Linked DNA regions of Homo sapiens: region 2 is linked to region 1. A link is an interaction called in ENCODE POLR2A ChIA-PET data of the cell type or tissue named here. Cell type or tissue: OCI-LY7. All regions are shown on one strand. Each heading gives the region's core, and the rest is flanking DNA. Links, peaks and the distances in the headings are about the cores only. Region 1 overlaps SULF2 (sulfatase 2). Region 2 overlaps LOC107985436 (a long non-coding RNA gene).

Evidence for each region. Peaks named below come from ENCODE experiments on the same cell type or tissue, not always from the same donor. Only the 100,000 strongest peaks of a DNase experiment are listed, where the experiment ranks them.
Region 2: POLR2A ChIA-PET joins it to region 1 with 6 read pairs; 2 of 35 experiments call an interaction of 5 or more read pairs at or near these places.

The regions. Positions count from the first base shown.
Region 1 is chr20:47,754,107-47,765,218 of GRCh38, forward strand. SULF2 (sulfatase 2) reads right to left here. Exons shown (of 21, transcript NM_001387048.1): 2 at 3,083-3,357. The coding sequence starts at 3,257. Among named protein-coding and RNA genes, the nearest start is that of SULF2, 26 kb to the right of the region's middle. RefSeq lists enhancers at 3,288-4,045, 4,046-4,804, 4,805-5,561, 7,295-7,833. In OCI-LY7, for the core only: no CTCF peak of the experiment used is centred there; no DNase peak of the experiment used is centred there.
Region 2 is chr20:47,996,555-48,007,666 of GRCh38, forward strand. All of the region lies in intron 1 of LOC107985436 (a long non-coding RNA gene), which reads left to right. Among named protein-coding and RNA genes, the nearest start is that of LINC01522, 12 kb to the left of the region's middle. RefSeq lists enhancers at 6,205-6,374, 6,385-6,434, 9,436-9,936. In OCI-LY7, for the core only: no CTCF peak of the experiment used is centred there; DNase peaks (open chromatin) are centred at 6,247, 6,667 and 7,017; H3K4me3 peaks cover 3,620 bases; H3K27ac peaks cover 3,689 bases.

The DNA.
Region 1 (11,112 bases), core at 1,306-9,305:
ATATACGTGGTACAGCCCCGAACCCCCCAACCTTGCAATTAGGAAACAGAACAAGCCCCTCGTCTTGTGTATCTGGCACCAGTCCTCCCAACCGGACCCTAATGAGGATGGACGTCTGTTCTCTGTCCTGGGACTGGAAAGAATCCTGGGATTATCTCAGTCAAGAAGTCTCCAGCCCAGAGGGCTGTCAGAACTGCTGCACGGATGGGCAGAAAATAGCAAATGATAAATTTTTTAGGACCACCCGCTGCATGCCAGTTGTAGCAGAGACTGTGAGATAATGTATTGGGCTTTTTTGGGACATGCATTATTGATCTGGGTCTGTCTAGTGGTTTATAAAAAGCCTATCATGCCCCTCCCACAACCACCTTCCCATCCCTTGCCTCCTTCAAAACCCAGTGCTGCTGGTGGAAGAGGTCTGGCTTGTTTATAGAGGGCAAGACTTGTAGGCCCTAATCTATGCTGTGTAGTGCTATTGGGCAAGAGCTGACACAGGCCACTGAACACCAGGGGCTCTAAACCCACCGCATCCACCTCCTAGAATTTATCCTTCAGAAGCACTCCCTTGTCTGTGCAACGATGCCTGTTTAAATTTCCAGCAACAATATCCGTAACAGTGAAAAACTAACAAACGCACACGCTACCAATCTGAAAACAACTCAATATCCATCCCAGGAATCTGGCTAAATAGAGCAGTGGCTAAGATCACGCGTTCTGGGTTCAAATCTTGTTTTTCTCTTTTTTTCTAAGATGGGGTTTTGTTCTATTGCCCAGGCTAGAGAACAGTGGTGTGACCTAGGCTCACTGCAGCCTTGACCTCTTGGGCTCAAGTGATCCTCCACCTCAGCCTCCCATTAGCTGCTACTACAGGTGTGTGCCACCATCCTTGGCTGATTTTTACATTTTTTGTTAAGACGGGGGGGGTCTCACTATGTTGCCCAGGCTGGTCTCGAACTCCTGGCCTCAAGTGATCCTCAGGCTCCCAAAATGCTGGGATTACAGGCGTGAGCCACTGCACCCAGCTCAAATCATGTTTAATCACATTCTAGCTGTGCAAACTTGGACAAGTGACTTCTCTCTGCCTCAGTTTTTCCATCTGTCAAATGGAGAGAAGAAATCTCTGTATTTTAAGTCAGCCACGGCTTTCTTTGTTCCCCTCTCTCCTGTGTCTACTTCATACCTGCTATTGGTTTCCTTGTATCTGCATACGCTGTTGGTTTCCTTATATCTGCATATGCCTTTGCTTTCTTTTTATCTGCATACACTGTTGGTTTTATTCACAAGTCACAGATGCAAAATTCAGTCAGATTCAGACATGAGACTTAGCTGGATCATGTTGCAAAAATGTGTTGTTCCTAAGAGTGGGTATTCAGCCACTCACCTGTTGATTCGGGCCCCAAATCTAGCGGCTGCCCTTGAAACGTATCTTTTCCATAACCCACATACCTAACCCATTGATCAGTTTATTTCCCAAATATACATCAGGTGGGACCGCATCTCAGCACCCGGGTCTGAGCTTCCATCATCACTGCCCTATCACCCCATCGGCCTCTGAATGAGTGTCCTGTTTCTGCCCTTACCCCTGCGATTTAATTTCATCAAAAGAGCTGGGGGATCCTGTTAGAACCTAAGTGAGGTCACGGCCTTCCTCTTCTTAAGGCCCCCTCATCCATGTCTATTTTACTAAGAATCAAACTCAAAGCCCCCACCATGGCCACAAGGCCTGGTGCAACCCGGGCCAAGTCAGCTCCTCAGCTTCATCTCTCTCCATCACGGCCCCAGCTCCCTCCACTCCGGCTCCCTGGCACTTTTTTTTTTTGCTCCAAACCACCGAGCCCATTTCTATCTCAGTATCTTTGAATTTCCTGTTCTCCTCACCTGGAATGAGCCTCCCTTAGTTCTCTGGCTCCTGACACAGTGCACTGAATGCAACAAATGCGTAATAAACATCTGCTGGATGAATGAACAAACGTGCAGGGCATCGGAAATTCTAAGCATGACTATAGCCGAAACAGCGTCGGGGCTACACAATGTGAGACCAAGAAGCTCTGAGGTCCAGGTGCTGCCTGCAAGACCCCTCTGCAAAATTCTTCAAGAAACGAAACACACCTCTCTGGCCACAGTCTGCAGACTCCCCATAGTTATCAAATGCGCCTCATTCTAAATGCTGCCAGGAGATAGGTATCCTATGTGTCAAATTGTCAATAAAAGCTCTGGGCTCTGATTGCTTCCTGGCTACAAATTCTTTCTGCACTGAGAAGCTCCCGGAGGAAAAAAACTATACTTGTGATCATTAATACAAAGCATTGCAAGGAACAACTTGGTTTTATGTAAATTGCCTTTTCCTGGTAGCTAAAAGACAAATTCAGGTTGTCAAGGCTAACCTAGTCAACCTTCACATTTGTTGCCACCAACAACACGCTGTTATCCTTTAAGAGTGGACAGAGGCTGAGGGATCACCCTTCACGGGATCAATGATTGACAGTCTTTGCCACAACCCACAAGAGCCTCCAAAATTTGGCTCCAGGCTCATGTCTCATCTTTTTTTTTTTTTTTTGAGACAGAGTCTCACTCTGTCACCCAGGCTGGAGTGTAGTGGCATGACCTCCACTCACTGCAACCTCCTTCTCCTGGATTCAAGTGATTCTTGTGCCCCAGTCTCCTCAGTAGCTGGGGTTACAGGTGTGCGCCATCATGCCTGGCTCATTTCTGTAGTTTTAGTAAAGACGGGGTTTCACCACGTTGGCCAGGCTGGTCTCGAACCCCTGACTTCAGGTGATCCACCTGCCTCGGCCTCCCAACGTGCTGGGATTACAAGCATGAGCCATAGCGCCCAGCCTGTTCTCTTTAACTCTTTGGAGAAATCCAGGAACGGTTGTGCAACTGGAGAAGGGTAGAGACCCCTAACCTTGAGGACCCAGTTGTGACCCCAAACACGTGTGGGTGGCCCGTGTCTTGGTTTCAATGTACTCAAAAGTGAGCACGACGCATCAACACCACCGCCTTGCCTCAGGAGCCTCAGCCTAACCCAGGGACCCTGCTCCGAGGGGCCGAGGTGCCACCCTGGGGCCCCGAGGCTTACCCAGCTCCACATCCTGGTCGTCCGTCAGCACCAGGATGATGTTGGGGCGGATGTTCCTGCGGTCCCTCTGAAACCTGCCTTTCAGGCGGTGGTGCGACAGGAAGGCCGAGCTTCCACCCAGCAGGGAGAACACAGTTGCGGACAGCAAGCACAGCACGAGGCTCGGGGGGCCCATCTTCTTTTTTTGCTGATCTGGTGCTTCTTTTGGGATGCGGGAGTCTCAAGTTGCGTCTGTGGCTTTGTTTCTTTTCCCTCGTCCCTCTTCACTCGCAGATCTAGAGGAGGAGGAAGAATCAGGTCAATATTTATGTCAAGGCTGCCGGCTGCTCATTCTTGCATAATGATTTGTATGGCGGCTGGCATGAACAATGGGAGTTTCTTTGAACAGGGGTGGCTATGGCAGAGTGAAAACCGAACTCCGCTGAAGTTAGCAAAGTCTTTACAGTTTGCTTGGTCAACAGACTGGCAGAAAAGCCTTCTGTGGCCACTTCTGCAGAAACAATTTCTTCCCTGGATCCAGTGAGCCTCTGATGTGTCGGTGGCAGCCCAAGACCCGAGTCAGATAACAGCCGTCTCTGAATAATCCACCCAACTCCACAGACAAATCGTCCCCAGGGAGAGGAACAGCAGCGGGCTGGTCTCAAGGGGTGAATATTTGCCGTCCTCTTGCATCTGCCCGCACCGTGGGGTACAGAGGTGAGGGAGATGAAGTTCCAGCTCCCCAGCAGCGGGGGATTCAATCAGGGGTTTAAACGAGAGCCTGGAGCTGGATGTTTTGGGCTGGACAACTGGCATGTGTGAGTGGCAGATCTTCCACTCACTGGCTCAGTTTTCCCGTGAGCAAGCCCGTTTGGAACCTCGGTTTCCCCATGAACAAAATGAGTAGACAGGGCTGTTGTAAGATTTCAGTCTGCTGGGGATGCGTGTGAAAGCCCCTTGTTAAGGGATCTTGTAGTTGGGCAAAAAAGTATTCCTTTTTTTTTTTTTTTTTTTTTCCCAGACAGAGTTTTGCTCTTGTTGCTCAGGCTGGAGTGCAATGACGCCATCTGGGCTCACTGCGACCTCTGCCTCCTGGTGTTCAAGCGATTCTCCTGCCTCAGCCTCTAGAGAAGCTGGGATTACAGGCGCCTGCCACCACGCCCGGCTAATTTTTTGTATTTTTGGTAGAGATGGGGTTTCACCATGTTGGCCAGGCTGGTCTTGAACTCCTGAACTCAGGTGATCCACCTGCCCTGGCCTCCCAAAGTGCTGGGGTTATAGGTGTGAGCCACTGTGCCCAGCCTATTAGTTTTAAGTTGCAGAATAAATGAAATGACAATAGAGAAAATTGAGCGCTAAAAGGTGGAGGGGGAAGACCTGCCACAGGCCACTGTGCCCTCAGTCACCCCCCTGGCCCCAGGTCAGACTAGGTCACCAGCGAAGGTGGGTGCGGGGAGGTGGGGACGCGACTCTGGCTCAAGCAGGTCTCTAATCTCGCCCTGCTCTTTGCTCTCCGTGGTCATTTTTTCACTTCTTGAGGAAATGAGCCTTCAAGTCCTGTCCAGATATAGACTTTTGGTATCATTTATTTAAAACAAGAGAGCATGAGCGAGAGAGCCACAGCCTGCAGATGTGCCGGGAGGAAGCCAAGTGCTGTGGGGGTGGCTGTGTTGCTGTGACCTTGAAAGGGTCTGTTTGTCCTTGCCCTTCATGGGGAACCCCAGCCATCAGCTCAAAGTCATGACTCAGAGGCTCAGCAAGGTCTCCGGGTTCAGCAGGGGGATGTGCTGCCTGCTTCATCTCTCCTGGGGACTGCAAGGTGGCCTGAGGGGTCTCCCGCCTCCCTCTTCCCTGCCCCCATCCTCCATTTTCCCAGGGCAGCCGGAGGAATCTTCCTAAAATACAGATCAGATCACAGCACTGGGCAGGGGAGGGCACAGTGCCTCGTGCAGGTACAGACTGAAGGGGGTGCTCGCTCCCAGGCTGCACAAGTGCCAGGCACTCGCCTCACCTTAGTGCCAGTCCTGTGCTCACCTGCCGCACCTTCCCTGGCTGCTCATGGCTCACAGGATAAGATGCAAACTTCTTGCCAGGGCTGCCCTGGCCCGTGAGATCTGGCCCCTGCCCACTTCTCCTCGACCTCTCCTTTCCAGCCCTACTGGCTTCTTTCTGTCGAATGGACAAGTCAAGCTTCTCTTTGCCCCAGGGTCTTTGCACCTGCTCTTTTAAAAATAACTCCCGCAGCTGTGCGCAGTGGCTCACATCTGTAATTCCAGCACTTTGGCAGGCTGAGGCAGGTGGATCACCTGAGGTCAGGAGTTCGAGACCAGCCTGATCAACATGGTGAAACCCCATCTCTACTAAAAATACGCAAATTAGCTGGGCATGGTGGCACATGCCTGTAATCCCAGCTACTCGGGAGGCTGAGGCAGGAGAATCGCTTGAACCTGGGAAATGGAGGTTGCAGTGAGCCGAGATCATGTCATTGCACTCCAGCCTGGGTGACAGAGTGAGACTCCGTCTCAAAAACAACAACAACAACAACAAACTCCTGCTTTGTACTCCTGGCTCTTTCTGTCAAAAGAACAAACGTCATCACCTCAGAGAGGCCTGCCCTGGCCACCCTATTTAAAGCGGGGGCCCCCAACCCAGGCACTCTGCATTTTATAACCGGTTTTATTTCTCTTGTAATCACTACTGCAGCCTGCAATTTCTTATTTATTGTCCAATTCTTCCCCACTAGGGGGTCAGCTCCCTGAGGACAGAGACAGGCTTATGTTATTCATGGCTGTCTCCAGGCCTTGGCACAAAGAAATAGATAAATAAAGGAACGGAGGTTCTGCTAAGGTCCTTTGAGTTCTGCAGAGTGAGGGAAGCTGGACTTGGCAGGGCCGTGCCATAGCTTGGGTCTACATGGCTCAGAGGCGTCCATCACTGATGCCTTGCCCCAGCCACCCTCCATGGACACCAACGAGGAGCTGGCCACTGTGTTCTCTGGGCAGCGCTATGGTTGAAAAACCCCAGGAAGGGTCACTCCTGCTCCATTTCTCCCCCAGCTCTGCTTGGCACCCTGGGAGGCTGAGCTCTACAGATGGCACGGTCGGCACGTCCCTGCTCTCTGGCTTCCGGCTGGGAGGCTGCAGCATGGGAGGTGGTGGGAAGTCCGTGCATTTATTCTCCTCCCGCACGCAGTAGCTCCCCAGGCAGTAGCCTTCGTGTCTGTGTGTGTGGATGCAGCTCCTGCCTGGGGCCCCTCCTGGCTCTAGCGTCTCCCCAGTTCTGAGTTCACCTCTCCCTCCTCTTGCCCCATCAAGTCTCGGGAAAGTAAGGGCTCCTGTTGCTACCGGTTCCTCGGTGCAGCATCATTTCTTTGCTCCCTTTGCCCACCTGCCTCTGAAAACAGTGCTTTCAATCAACTCTCCCAGCTGCCCTGATGCGCACCCTAATTTACTTCATTCAGGGACCTGTATCCTATGTCAGGCTGGCCAGGACAGCAAGTCTCCCTTCTAGCACCTCCCCTGGGAGCAGGAAGCAGGCTCCGCTCAATGCCTCCTTCCCAGGTGGCTCTGAGAGTCACAATTTCAGGGGAGCTGGGGACACACTCGATGCAGTCGTCTGACATGAGAACTGTGAGTTTCATGGGACCAGAGGGTGAACAACACCTTCCTTCTCAATCTCTCGTCTGCAGAAACATACACCTCATGACAGCCAGAGCCACTGCGGCAACTGCCTGCTGGGCACCTGCTTTATGCCACGTGGTGTGATGGTTAAGGATGTGGACTTTGGAGTTACTTGCTGAAAGACCCTGAGCTAGTAACTTAACACCTTTGTGCCTCAGTTTCCTCATCTGTGAAATGGGTGTGCAGGATTAAATGTGTTGATACAGTGTGCTGGGACTAGAGCCTGGCCATAGTACTAACTGGGATACATATTCCACAATGTAAACCATTATTAGAGTGATCCTACCGCTGCAGCTGTCCTGCGTCAGGCACTCTGAAATCTCCTTCAACCTCCACCAAGGCTCCCTCCTGCAAGTACTATTATTAGCCCCAGAGAAAACTGAGGTTTCATTACTGTCCTAAGGCCACCCAGACAGAAGATGGCAGGGATGGGATGTGAATTCTGCCCTCCCTCACCGTTCAATGTGGGCTTCTCATCACGAAACTCGGATTTCCCAACTCTTTCCGTTCAAGGACCACGGCCCTGATTTCTGCTGAATCTGCAGAGCCCTTCAGTGATTATTTGCTTAACGTGCTTCTTTAAATGGCCTCATTTTAAAATAAAAACACAAACACATGTTTTGGGAAAAGAAAACTTCCTACCCAAAGATAAATGGAAAGTGGACATCGCTTCCCTGTAGAGCTAATTGTACAAATAAAAGTCAAAGAAAGCTGAATCAGTGGAACTTGATGCAAATAGCTTCCCAGGCTTCGCGTGCCCTCGCGCTCGCACTCTCTTTTGAAGTGAGATTAGCAGGTGTTGAAAGGAGTCAAAGCACATTAGCACCATCTGAGACTTTCTGCTGGAGGTAACTGGAGGCTGCCAGACAGCTGAAAAGGAGACAAACTCTAGCCATCGAATCAGTCCCTGAACCACCCCAAATCAGAGTAATCCTCAAACTATGTTGTGTATCTGATATGGTTTGGCTGTGTCCTCACCCAAATCTCATCTTGACTTGTAGCGCCCATAATTCCCACGTGTTGTGGGAGGGACCTGGTGGGAGATAATTGAATCATGGGGGTGGTTCCCCCATACTGTTCTCATGGTAGTGAATAAGTCTCATGAGATCTGACGGTTTTATAAAGGGTTTCCCCTTTTGCTTGGTTCTCATCTTCTTTTGTCTGCCATCACATAAGACGTGCCTTTCACCTTCCACCATGATTGTAAGGCCTCCCCAGCCACATGGAACAATGAGTCCATTAAATCTTTTTCTTTTAAATTACCCAGTCTCGGGTATGTCTTTATCAGCAGCGTGAAAACAGACTAATACATTATCAGTGGCCCATGTCCCTCCATCGGGAAACACTACGGGATGCTTTGCACTTGAAACTACGATTGCAGCAGCCAGCGTTCTAAGATGCACATTCACGTTCCTTCAGAGAGACAGACGTGGAGTGCTAATATTGGGAGAATTCCGATGGGGTGCCCTACAAATAGCAACTCTCTGAAACCAGAAACCAATCACAGGAAAACCTTTCTGAAAGCTTGCAGCACACTCCAGTCTCTGCTCTGAGCTGTTTGCAGGTGTCAACCCAATTAATATGCACACCCACCCATCAATATTTCACCCATTTTATGGATGAAGAAGCTGAGGCACAGAGAGTTAAAATCACTTTCCCCCGATCATATGGGTAAGTGGCAGAGAAGGGGTTCAAACCTAGTCTGGCCCGATTTGGGCAGCTCAACCAGGACCCCCTAGAAGCAGATCTTTGAACAAGTTCCTAAGAGTCTCCCAGCCTCAGTTTCCTCATTTGCCAGGTGGCCAGGTGCCCTCTGAGGGCCTTTTTGGCCCTGGGCCTGTGATGCCAGGGTACAGGGGGGCTGGGAAGGGCAGTCTTCATTGGGAGCCCTGGGCTGGGTAAAGATGGAGCCCGGGGCACAGTCAGCTGGACTTCGTTCCTGGCTCCCATGTTGGTTTCAGAGCACCCCCCACTCCTGGGCGGCTATCACCCGCTCTCCTCTGGATGGAAGTCAAAGCTCCGGCACCAGAAGCCAGAGAATAACAGGAGCTAATTATTTCATCAGATCAAGTCATCAGTGGGTCGATTTCTGATGAATTCCCCTGGCTCAGACTTCTCGTGGCCTCATGCCAGTTTCTCTCCGGATGCTGAAGAAATCAATTAAAGATGACACAAGGGATTCTGCCTTGTTTTTTTTCCTTTTTCTTGGTAAAATATTCAAAGTGGCTGAACCGAGAGAGCACCCAGTGAACTCACGCAGCACCAGCCGCCTGCCACTCCATCCCTGCTGTGGACAACACCTCTCCTTCCCACCAGTTCCTTTCCAGGTCTCTCTGGCTCCTCCTCTCCATCCTGAGTCTTCTCCAGGACCTTGGCAAAGGCTCGCCAGCCCAGGAGACATCTCTGGAAACAGCTAACGTCCTGAGCATTTAGAAACATCATTTTTAGTTCTCAATTTCTCTGCCGATCTGCCAAGAGGAACGGGTCTGAGTGACTGATGCCCTCACCTTCCCAATGCCACAAACCACAGCGGTGAACAAACACCTGGGACCTCATCCAGACCTGTTTAGAAAGACCCAGATGGGCTGTTTTCCTCTGAGGATCTCCAAATCCAACAAGAGGAGGAGAGAGAAGTTTGGGAACAATCAGGCAGCTGAGGTGGTGGGAGAGGAAGAAGGGGCCAGAGGCAGAAGGAGGCACTGGTCAGATGGTAAATGTCCATGAAAGGCGGGAAGAAAGCAAACTGTGGGTGTGCAGATACGTCCCACGGGCTGGGGCCAGAGCCCCGCAACAGACCTAGCGGCCTCCCCAGGTGGTCCAGAGAACCTGATCATTTCTCTCTCTTCCTTCTTTCACTTTACAAATACGTATGAAGGACCTCCTATGAGGCACAGTGTTCAGTGATAGGAGAATCCTGCCTGGATTCCAACAGCCTCCTAACTGGTTTCCCTGCTTCTACCTCGTCCCTTCCATCAAGCAGCCAGACAGATCCTGTTAAAACAAAAGCAAGGGCCTGCCTTCCTCCACTGAACGGCCTTCAATAACTTCCATCCCACGCAGAGTAAAACGCAAAAACCCTCCAAAGGGGCTACAAGAACCCACCCAACCTGCTCCATCACCTCTCCGACCTTATTGCCTTCCCCTCTCTCCCTTGCACACCTGGTTCCAGCCACACGGTCTCTGTACTGTTCCTTGCACATGCTAGCACAGCCCACCCCAGGGCCCTTGAACTTGCTGCTCCCTCTGCCTGGAGCCTTCATTCAGGTTATCTTCACCATCCCTTCTTCCCCCTCCTCAGGTCTTTGCTCAAATTTCACCTTGGCAGGTTAAAACCGAAATCTCTGCCCTCCCCAGTAGCACTTACCACCTCTCACAGCTAGCTCCTTTATTTCTTTGCGGATGTCCTCCAGCAGAATATCAGCCCCCTGAAGGTACAGGTTTTTGTCATTTTTGTTCAGATCTATATCCTCAACAATTAAAACAATGCTTGCGGCATAGCAGGCATTCAAAATATTTACTGGCTTAACAAAGAATTATCTCCTGTCTCCTGGTAACAGCCCCTGTTAGTGCTTTGAGGCCACAAGTGCTCTTATTTCCCACCCCCCCTTATATATGGTTTGACTGCAGGGCAGCGCATGTGAGCCAGGTGGAGCCAATCAGCAATTCCAGCTCTAGCTTCAGCGATTGGTCCTGGGGCAGACATGTGACCCAAGTCTGGCCAATAAGCGAGAGGGAGTCCTGGAGGCTGGAGGAGACTGTGCTGGGTGCCAGGAGGCATGAATATGGTGCTGATGGTGGCCGCCCATTGGATGGAGCCCGAGAGAGAGGATGCTGGTGACAATGGGGTGGACCAAGTTGCATCTTGTAGCCAGGTACAGACTCAAAAAAGTGCCCTTTGCTGCTTAAGAGAGTCCGAATTAGGGCTGTCATTTGCAACAGGGAGCACCCAGACCAACACAGGAAACACCCTAGAAGAACAATAATGAATGATAGCTAACATCAGGGGCCCTGCACAATTCTAAGCACTTTTAGTGTGTGACCTCACGCCACCCTTACAACCACCTTGTGAGTTGGGATGCTCCATTTACAGACAAGGAAGATAAGGCACGGACAGGTTCCAGAACCTGCCCAGTGTCGTGCAGCATGGGTGCTGAATACTGTCCCTTTGGTCCTCCCTTCCCATCTTCTCTCCACCTCCAAATCCAACAAGAGGAGGAGAGAGGGCTGGGCGCGGCAGCTCACGTCTGTAATCCCAGCACTTTGGGAGGCCAAGGCGGGCGGATCACGAGGTCAGGAGATCGAGACCATCCTGGGTAACACGGTGAAACCCCGTCTCTACTAAAAAAAATACAAAAAAATTAGCTGGGCGTG
Region 2 (11,112 bases), core at 2,145-10,144, 240 kb after region 1:
AGCTTTACAGTAAGTCTTGAGGTCAGGTAGTGTGAGTCCTCCAATTTTGTTCTCTTTTACTATGTGTTGGCTATTCTGTGTCTCTTTTTTTTTTTTTTTTTTTTTTTTTGAGACAGAGTCTCACTTTGTTGCCCAGGCTGAAGTACAGTGGTGTGATCTCGGCTCACTGCAACCTCCGCCTCCCACGTTCAAGCAAATTCTCCTGCCTCAGCCTCCCAAGTAGCTGGGACTACAGGTGCACACCACCATGCCTGGCTATTTTTTTTTTTTTTTTTTGTATTTTTAGTAGAGATGGGGTTTCACCATGTTGGTCAGGATGGTCTCGATCTCCTGACCTTGTGATCCACCCACCTTGGCCTCCCAAAATGCTGGGATTACAGGCGTGAGCCACCGTGCCTGGCTATTCTGGGTCTTTTACTTCTCCATAAAAACTTTAGAATCGGTTTGTCAATATCCTCAATATAACTTGCAGGAATTTTGATTGGGATTGCATTGAATCTGTTGATCAAGTTGGGAAGAGCTGACATCTTGACAATACTGAGTCTTCCTATTTATGAACCTGGACTATCTCTCCATTTATTTAGCTTAAAAAGTTCTTTTCCTCAGAGTTTTGAAGTTTTCCTCATATGGAACCTGTACATATTTTGTGAGTTTTATAACTATTTCATTTTGAAGAGTGCTAATGTGAACGGTATTGCATCTTAAATTTCAAATTCCACTTGTTCATTGCTGCTAAATAGGAAAGTGATTGACTTTTGTATATCAACCTTGTATCTTGCAACCTCACTATAATAATTTATTAGTTCTAGGAGTTATTTTGTTGATTATTTCAGTGTGTCTGCATAGACAATCCAGACCATCTATAGGCAAAGATAGCTTTATTTCTTTCTTCCCAATCTATATGCCTTTTATTTCCTTTTCTTATCTTAGCTAGGACTTGCATTATCTAGGACATCCAGTGCAATGTTGAAAAGCAGTGGGGAGAAGGAACATCTTTTTCTTGTTCCTGATCTTAGTGGGAAAGCTAAGTGGAGTTTCTTGGTATTAAGTGTGATGTTAGCTGTGGGATTTTGTAGCTATTTATTAAATTGAGGAAGTTCCTCTCTATTCCTAGTTCACTGAGTTTTTATCAGGAATGAGTGTTGAATTTTGTCAAGTGCTTTTTCTGCAGCTATTGATATAATCATGTGATTTTTCTTCTTTAGCCTGTTGATGTGATGGATTACATTAATTGATTTGGAAGATAAGACTTTTGATTCACAGCTGGGAAACAGAAGCTTTTTCCCTCCTGGAAAGTGAGGATGCAAACAGTAGTCTGTGACCACGAGGAAATTCAGAGGGAATGAAGTCTCTGGCATTGGAGTCAGAGCAGGAGATGTACAAAGAAACAGAGCCAAGACTCATCAAACCCATTTGAGGCCCTCTACCTCAACTGGAGAAACCTAATGCTTCCTTTAAGGTTTAGTTCAGTTTGATTTTTGTTGTTGTTGTTTGCAACACCAAACATGCTAACTGATATATGCCATACCCCTCAGGTATTTAAGAAGACGGGGGTCAGGGCACGGTGGCTCATGCCTGTAATCCCAGCACTTTGGGAGGCCAAGGCGGGCAGATCACGAGGTCAGGAGATCGAGACCATCCTGGCTTACACAGTGAAACCCCATCTCTACTAAAAATACAAAAAATTAGCCAGGCGTGGTGGCGGATGCCTGTAGTCCCAGCTACTCGGGAGGCTGAGGCAGGCGAATGGCGTGAACTGGGGAGGCGGAGCTTGCAGTGAGCTGAGATCGTGCCATTGCACTCCAGCCTGGGCCACAGAGCAAGACTCCATCTCAAAAAGGGAGGCTGAGAAGGTGTCAGGGATGTTCAGAAAGGGATTTTTTTCTGTGAGTTGAAGACAGGTCTGTGAAAAGCTGTGTGAACTTCCTTCTAGCTGAATGACATAACAGATAACACTTGTTCTCTGGAAAATAGATGTGCACACATGCATGCCTGTGTGTGTGTGTGTGTGTGTGTGTGTGAAAGGTGGGAAAATAATATGTCTTACAGGAATAAAAAAAGAACACTAATATGGCTCTTTCAAACCTCAGCGAAGCTGGTGGGAAGAGCAGCTCAGGCGCATTTTGTGAACTGAAGGTTCTGTGCACCCGAGTAGGGCCTGAGTACTTCCAGGGAGGATGCTCGGCTTCTCTCTGCAGAACAGGGTGTGCATGGTCTACAGGGAAGCTCCTGGCCTCCTGCTGAACCGAGAAATAACTTGACCAAGGGACGGAGCAGGGAGAGCAAACGCTTCAATATCTCTGCCTAACTGTGTTTAGGCTTGCCCTTGAAGAGGCCAGGGTGGAATTGATTACCACAAGCACTTCCCTAAGACCAGAGATGTTGCCACATTTTCCCTGATGAATCCATTGTGTTGTCACCATGGCAACCACCACAGTTGGGGTCTGGCCTGGCTGGCGCATGCTTGCAACAGTTCCCTTTTAGGATCCAGGAGCATCCTAGGTCTATGAAATCTTGCCCTCAGCTACCACAAAGTCTTACTCCTCTCAGCAGCAGGTCCAAATTATCCATGCTGTAGGCCTCAATGTTGGCATGAATTGGCAGCATGGAATTCACTAGGAAGCATTCTTTATTTAAAAAAAAAAACACCCAACATTATTATTTAGTTCAGTTCCTCTGTTCTGGCTTCATGAAACTTAAAAATGCCCTTTGTTGGAAAAAAGAGATGATTTGGTCAGCTCTTGCTGAAGCCCAAATAAAGAGGGCTGGATTTCCCCACCTTGGGTCACATGATCTTTGCTAATTTTCTCTCACCCCCATCTAAGGGCACCCTGTAGCTGGACTTCAGCCATAGAATGTGAGTAAGATGTATAGTCAGCTGTTTCTATCCATGGGTTTTGTATCTGTGGATTCAACTGACTGTGAATAAAAAACATTTGAAAAAAAAAACCCAACAATTTAAAAATACAGATTAAAAAATCAATATGTTATGCAGAATGTGGATTTAAATAAACTAAAACAAAAAAACCAAAGTTAAAAAGGAAAACAAATTTGAAAAGTCAGTATAGTATAAAAACTATTTACCTAGTATTTACATTGTGTTAGGTATCATAACCTAGAAATGATTTAAAGTACATGGGAAGATACGCATAGGTTACATGCAAACACTATGTCTTTTTATACAAAGTACTTTAGCATCTGTGGATATCCGTGGGGGGCGGGGGTGGGTGGGTCCTAGAATCAATCTCCCAGGGATACTGAGGGACATCTATAATTGTCTTTTTATGAGGAACTCATCAATATGGTGCCCTAAGGCCAATTCTACCGACACTATACATGGTAATAGTCACAGGATTCACAGTACCTGTAACTGTGAACAAATATAGATCCACCGAATGGCTAAACTTGAAAGACCACAGATTCAGTAGAAGAATCTCAGTGGGAGCATCTAAGGTTAGGTTCGATCACTTCTTAAGTATAAACACAGTACACTTTTCCATGGACACACACATGTGACAACTCTCAGGGGCAGATACAGATCATTTCCAACAGCCAGAAGGCTTCCTCACACCCCTTGTGATTCAACACATACCGATATGGTTTGGGCCTGTGTCCCCACCAAATCTCATGTAGAATTGTAATCCCCAGTGTTGGAGGTGGGGCCTGGTGGGAGATGAGTGAGAGATGCGTGGAGTTTTTATGAATGGTTTAGCCCCATCCCCCCCGGTCCTGAGTGAGTTCTCATAAGATTTGGTTGTTTAAAAGTGTGTGGCAGCTCCCCTCACTCTCTCTTGCTGCTCCGGCCGTTTGACATGCCAGCTGTCCCTTTGCCTTCTGCCATATTTGTGAGAGTCTTGAGGCCTCCCCAAAAGCAGAAGCTATTATGCTTCCAGGATAGCCTGTAGAACCATGAGCCAATTAAACCTCTTTTCTTCATAAATTACCCAGCTTCAGGTCTTTCCTTCTTTCTTTTCTTTCTTTCCTTCCTTCCTTCCTTCCTTCCTTCCTTCCTTCCTTCCTTCCTTCCTTCCCTTCCTCCCTCCCTCTTTCTATTTTCTTTTCTTTCTTTCTTTCTTTCTTTCTTTCTTTCTTTCTTTCTTTCTTTCTTTCTTCCTTCCTTCCTTCCTTCCTTTCTTTCTTTCTCTCTCTTTCTCTCTTTCTCCCTCTCTCTCTCTTTCTCTCTCTCTCTCTCTCTTTCTGTCTCTGTCTCCCTTTCTCTGTCTCTCTCTCTTTCTCTCTCTCTCTCTCTCTCTCTCTCTCTCTCTCTCTTTCTCTCTTTCTTTCTTGACGGAGTTTCGCTCTTGTTGCCCAGGCTGGAGTGTGACGGCACAATCTCTGGCTCACCGCAACCTCTGCCTCCTGGGTTCAAGCGATTCTCCTGCCTCAGCCTCCTGAGTAGCTGGGATTACAGGCATGTGCTACCACACCTGGCTAATTTTGTATTTTTAATAGAGACAGAATTTCTCCATATTGGTCAGAGTGGCCTCGAACTCCCGACCTCAGGTGATCTGCCTACCTCAGCCTCCCAAAGTGATGGGATTACAGGTGTGAGCCCCGCGCCTCACCCAGCCTCAGGTATTTCTTTATAGCCATGTGAGAATGGACTAATACACACACCCACAATAAACCACTACTCTGATTTCTACTTCCATAGGTTAGTCTTGAGATTAGCCCTGCTTGTCCTTGGACTTCTTATAAAAAAGATCATAGCATATTTAGTCCTCTGTGTCTGGCTTTCCTGGCTCCTTGCTGGATCAGTAAATGTCTCCATGCTGTTTATTGTAGCAGTGGTCCATTTTTTTTCATTGTTACATAGCTTTCCACTGCATGCATAGACCTCAATTTACTTTTCCATTCTATTCCTAATGGATATTTAATATTATTTATTTATTTATTTTTTGAGGTGAAGTCTTGCTCTGTCGCCCAGGCTGGAGTGCAGTGGTGCGATCTCAGCTCACTGCAAGCTCCGCCTCCCAGGCTCACGCCATCCTCCTGCCTCAGCCTCCTGAGTAGCTGGGGCTACCGGCGTCCGCCACAATGCCTGGCTAATTTTTTTGTATTTTTAGTAGAGACGGGGTTTCACCGTGTTAGCCAGGATGGTCTCGATCTCCTGACCTCATGATCCGCCTGCCTCGGCCCCACAAAGTGCTGAGATTACAGGCGTGAGCCACCACGGCCAGCCTAATATATTTTTCTATTAGGCATACAATTGCCATGGACATGCATACACGTCTTCTGGTGAATGTACATACTCATTACTCTCGGGTAAGTTCCCAGGGTGGAAGGACTGGGTAATAGGGGAGGTGGATATTTATTTAACTTTAGTAGATGTTTCCAGACATTTTTCACTGTGGCTGTAGTGACTTGCATTCCCATCAACAGCATGGGAGTTAACAGTTGTCCTACGCCGTTGCTAACACTTGGTATTGTCTGTCTTTTGACATTGTAGCTATTTGGTGGATGTGTGGACGTATCTCATTATGGCTTTAATTTGCATTTTTCTTAGGAGTCATGACATGAAAAATATTTTTACATGTTTATTGGATGTTCAGATCTCCTCCTTTGTTAAGGTTTGTTGAAATCCTTTGTTCCTTATCTAATTGGGTTGCCTTTTTCTTACTGATTTTTAGGAATTCTTTGTATCTTCTAGATACAAGTCACTGTCAAGTATACGGTATTACAAATGTCTTCTTCCCATCTGAGATTTGCCTTTTTACTCCCTTCCACTTTCTTAATGATGCTTTTGATGAATAGAACTTCTGAATTTTAGTGAGTTTGAATTATCATTCTTTTCTTTCATGGTTCGATTAAGAAATTGCCTATCTCTGCATGCAGTTTGATGGTTTCTGTGAATCAAGTGGTTAAAGTGTTGCTGAAACACCAGGGGTTCAGTCTAGGTCCTGCTGCTTGCTACACAGAAAGCCGATCATTGATACAACAAGTATTGTCAGGGAAGAAAGCTTTAATCAGATGCTGCAGGAGTATTGTCAGGGAAGAAGACTTTAATCAGCTGCTTCAGCCAAGGAGATGAGAGATCAGCCTCAAATCCGTCTCCTTGACTAACGAAAATTAGGAGTTTACATAGCAGGTACAAAATGTAACCATGTATGGGAAGACAGGAAATAGGGAGGGGTAAGGAAGAGGAGTTGCTCAATAGGGAGCAAGTGATGGCTTAGGCAGACATGGGTGAGGGGTCTGGTGTTTCATTGTCTAAATGTAGTCATCTGGTGAGTTTCAGTTCCTTGTTACTATCTGGGAGGCCTGATGGTTGGTTTCCTGAGAAAGAACTCAGATAAGACAAATGTAACTTTCTCAAGCTTTGAGACCAAACAGGGAGGATCAGGTTTTATGTTCATTCAGAAAAACCCTAAGCATCAGCTCTATGGGACATTTGGGCTAGTTTCAAAAGATAGGCAGGTGGTGCAAACCAGGCCACTGAGAACCTGTTTCCAAAGCTAAACAGCTTGAACAGGAAGCACCAGGATTCAAACCTGGGCTTTCTGGTTCCAAAGAGCACACTCTTACCTGTTGCATTGTGCTGCTTCTTTACTAATCAGGACTCCTTTGGTTGTGAATGGTTGAAATATAGCTCTTAGGTTAAAAAGATAAATTATTGGTTCATGTACAAGATCCAGGATGTCTCGCTTCAGGCATGGATGGATCCAGGTGCTCACATGACATTATTAGCATTGGGTCCCTCCCTTCTTATGCCTCTACTTTCCTCTGTGTTGGCTTCATCAGTAGAAAGCCTCTTTCCTTTTGCAAGCACCAGCTATGGCAATAGCTTCTATTTTTCAAAGATGGCTACAACAATATCCCCTGTTTCAGGCACTCATTTACAACGTGGCCTTGATATTCCTCCTACTGAGAAGTCAGTCTATGTCCTCTCTCTTTCATGCTGGACAGGCTTGTGACTCATTGGAAACCAGTATATAGAGGTGAGAATGATGCTGCACAACTTGTGAGACTAGGTCAGAAAAAGCAGTGCAGCTTTTGCTTTGTGTTTGGGGACACTTGCCTTTGGAAGCCTGAGCTGACATGTAAGTCCTACTGTCCTGAGGCCGCCATGCTAGGAGGAAGCCCAGACTGTATGAAGAGGCCACATGGAGGTGCTGAGGTTGACAGCCTCAACTGAGGGCCCAGCTGATTGCCAGCAGCAACTACCAGATTGAGTGAAGAGGCTTCTAGATGGTTCCCTGTGTTTGATTTTTCCTAGCTGAGGCATTGGACATTGTGGTGTAGCGACAAACCACTCTGCTTTGCTCTGTCTGAATTCTGGACCCACGGGACCCATGGAATAATGAAATAGTTATTTTGAGCTCTTTGATTTTGGAACAATTTGTTATGCAGTAAATGGAACACCAGGTGTATCTTCTTTCAGCCCTTTCAGCCCTACCAGAAAGAGGGTCTTCTTGCCAACTGTTCTCAGGCAGGGTAATCCTTGGGCCAGGCTGGGTCACATTCCATCCTAAGTCAATTGCTGTGGCTAGGAAGATGTGGTACACGGATGGGCCAGACCTGGGTCACAGGCCCACCGGGAGTGGACCAGCCCTGGGAACTGCCACATGGATTTGGGGAAAGGAAGAGAGGCTTTCTCAAGGAAAAACGGAATTATATGGAAAAAAATTGTAGATGGAAGATGGGAAGATGGGCAGGGAGAACCAACAGCTGCTCCTTCAGTAGTTTACTATGAGGTCACTGTCCTTTGCTTGTGGAAATGAGAAGTGCCCAGCAGTGAGTGACTTGTCTGTGTGTTTGGGCAGCTCAGCTGTTATGGGAGCAGGTAGGAGGGGCAAACCCAGGACAGGCTTCCAGGAGAGCATGTGGCTGTGCTGACTTCATGATGATGAGGACTCAGACAGGCAAAAAGAGCAGGAAAAGGAGTTCCAGGCAGGGGAATGGCATGTGCAAAGGCCTGGAGGCAAAGATGGTGCAGCAAGTTGGAGAACCTGAGTGAAGTTCAGTGGGGTTTAAGCCGAGTGTTAGGGTGAGGATGACAAGGGAAGAAGGCAGGGGTTGGGGCTGTAGGGGCAGACAGTGGCAGGGCCTTCTCAGCCACATGTGGCACTGGGGGTGTCTTTAAATGCAGTGGGAGACCTCAGTGAGGTTAGCAGGGATGTGACGTGACCATAGAAGGTCCCTCTGTCCATGGTATGGGGGATGAGGAGGAGGGGCTGCCCAGGGCCAGGGTGGTCTGTGAGGTGGGTGAGGCCATCATGTAGGTGAGAAAGGATGGTCACCTGAGCTAGCAGGGTGATGGCAGAGGAGGAAGGAATAGAACAGAGCCAAGAGCCATTTAGCAATCAACTCAGTAGGACTTGGGTTTGAGACAAGAGGGAGAGGGAGGAGATAGGGGATAAGAGAGCTGCCCAGGGTTCTGGATGGGCCTGGAGGGACGGGGTCACCAGTCACTGAGGCGGTGACCCCCAAAGAGCCTACATTTGGGGGTGAATTTATCGGGCTGAGTTGAAGGTGCCATGGGACACCCATGTGGACCTGCAGGTCTGAAGCCAGGAGAGTGGTTGGCTGGTGTGGCTAAGGAGTCCCCTGTGTGTCTGTGACCCCATGTGTCTGTGGTCTAAGGGGGGCTGAGACCCCCAGGAGGGGAAGCAGAGTGAGCGAGAGGCAGACTCAATGGAGGGACCCCCTGGATTTAGGAGCAGGAGAAGAAGAGGACAAGGGTGGCAGAGAAAGCCTGGCTGAGCATGGGAACAAGAAGGGGGCCTTCATCAATTCCTGCTACTATGACAATATGCCTGAGACTGGGTAGCTTATAAATAATAGAACTTTATTCCTCACAGTTCTGGAGGCTGGGAAGTCCAAGACAAAGGCGCTGACAGGTTCAGTGTTTGGTGAGGGCTGCTGTCTGTGTCCAAATGGGTAGAAGGGTGCCAGTCACATCCAGGAGCTTGGCCTCATGCTGGAATCACCTCCTGAAGGCCCCGGCTCTTAACACTATCACGTTGGCAATTGGGTTTTAACATGAGAATTTCAGGAGACACCTTCAGACAGTAGCAGAGGGGTAGACCAGGAGGAACGACGGCCCAGGACCACCCTCTGTGGACACCCAGGAGGGACTGGGCGGGTCCTTAGGGGGAGCACAGGGAGCTCCATAGGAGAGGCTTTGGGGAGCAGGGCTGGGAAGCCCAGTGGGAGTGCCGGGGTGAGTGGTGGTGAGGCAGGGGTGTAGACACTGACCGCAGGACATAGAATTTCCTTAAAGGGAGGAATGTGGGCTGGAGCGGGGGTTGAGGAGAATATGTATGCGTGGAAGAAATCTATGCAGTGTCCACAGTCTACAGAGAGGCCTGGGCTGCAGAAGGCAAGCCAGGCAGGTCGTCCCAGGCACAGGGAAATCCCCAGAGCTTGGGTTTACTGAGCCCGTCCTGTGCAGGTCTGGATCTGAACACTGTGTATGCAGTATCTCACTGAAGCCCCTCCCACCCGATGAGGCAGGGCCATCATGCCACCCATTTTAAAGGGTAGGAGACTGAGACCAGAGAGGGCAAATAACCTCCCCACAGTCACACAGCTTGGAAGGGGCCGAGTCAGGGTTCCAAGGAGAGCCTGTACCCCTCCCTGCTGCTCTTAGCCTGGCTCAGCTGCAGAAGCCGAGCCCCAGGGAAGGTTGTGGTTTGGGGCACCCCGTGGCATTGTGTGCACAGGGCCAATGAGGCGCAGGACTGGGGATGGGGGGTGGCCATGTGTGGCATCGTTGGTTTCTGTGGCAGGAACCAGAGTTGTGGCACCCAGGGCTGCAGACTCCGGTTCCTCTCTGCTGAGCCCCCTTTGGGTCAGGGACTCAGTTCCTGATTGTTTCCTGGGCTCTGGTTTGTGCAGTGGCTTGATCTCAGCTCGGTGCAAACTCTGCCTCTCAGGTTCAAGTGATTCCGTGCCTCAGCCTCCCAAGTAGCTGGGATTACACTCGTGCACCACCAGCCCTGGCTAATTTTGTATTTTTAGTAGAGACAGGGTTTCGCCATGTTGGCCAGGCTGTTGTCAAACTCCTGACCTCAAGTGATTCGCCCTCCTCGGCCTCCCAAAGTGCTGAGATTATAGGCATGAGTCACGTGCCTGGCCTTGGTCTAGCAGTTTTTTTCAGACCCAGCCCCAATGGGAAACAGAGGCATGCGCTGCAGGGGTTTGTGGCAGAATTAAGGGAACTGCTAAATGATGAAAGCACCTGGGGACCAGCAAGAGATGGAGCTGCCCAGAGCCCAGGGCTGGAGGGGTGGGTGGAGGAGAGTGCATGAGTAGCCCAGGGAGAGCCCTGCAGGGAAGGTCACACCACAGGGAGAGTAGGGAAGAGGCACTCTGACCTTTCCCCTCCTGCCTTTGACCTCCAGGGAAGAGTCCCCTTGGCTGAACATAACTGGACGCCAGAGGGCAGGGAGCCCCGGAGATGCGATTCTCAGGGGCCAGTTCTGGAACAGGGAGCCCCAGGCAGAGAAGGGATCCAAGTACTGGGGAAGGAGTTGGGGAACAACAAGCTGAGGCATCTGTACCTTCTCCCGACACTTTTGCCCCAGGCTGCAGGGGGAAAGTGGAGGAGAACAGAGGAGAAGGTCCCTTCCAGGCCCAGTCCAGGCTTTGGGAGCACAGGGTGCCAGCCAGGGGAGGAGAGGGAGCTTTGGAGATCTGGAAAAGCCGGCAGAGAGGAAGAGCTTTAAGGAGAGCTGAAGGTTTGTGACCATTGAAGTGGAGGGAGGGAAGCAATGACTGAGGGGCAATGAGTGGGCTCCGTGCTCAGCATGAACTCAGTATGGGTTATTCTATGTTTTCTCATTTTAATGCATTATTTTTTTTCGAAGTTCCATACTCTTATTACAAAGTTTAGGTAATATGAGAGAAGCAGGTGGCAAGCACTTGTCTCTCCAGATCTGCTTCCTAATAGAGAGGCTGGCCGGTTCAGGGCTTGACATTTCTGCTCAGATTAGTTTTTGAGATATGATCTAACTGCCTGTTACTTTTTTGGTGGGAGTTGGAAAGTATTTCAAATACTAATGTAAGAAGGCCACTTCCTTTTTTCACGTTGGGATTATAAATCATTTGAAACTGTTTGGGGACAATGCATTTTACAGACACTCTATCTGGCCAGGTACAAATTGAACA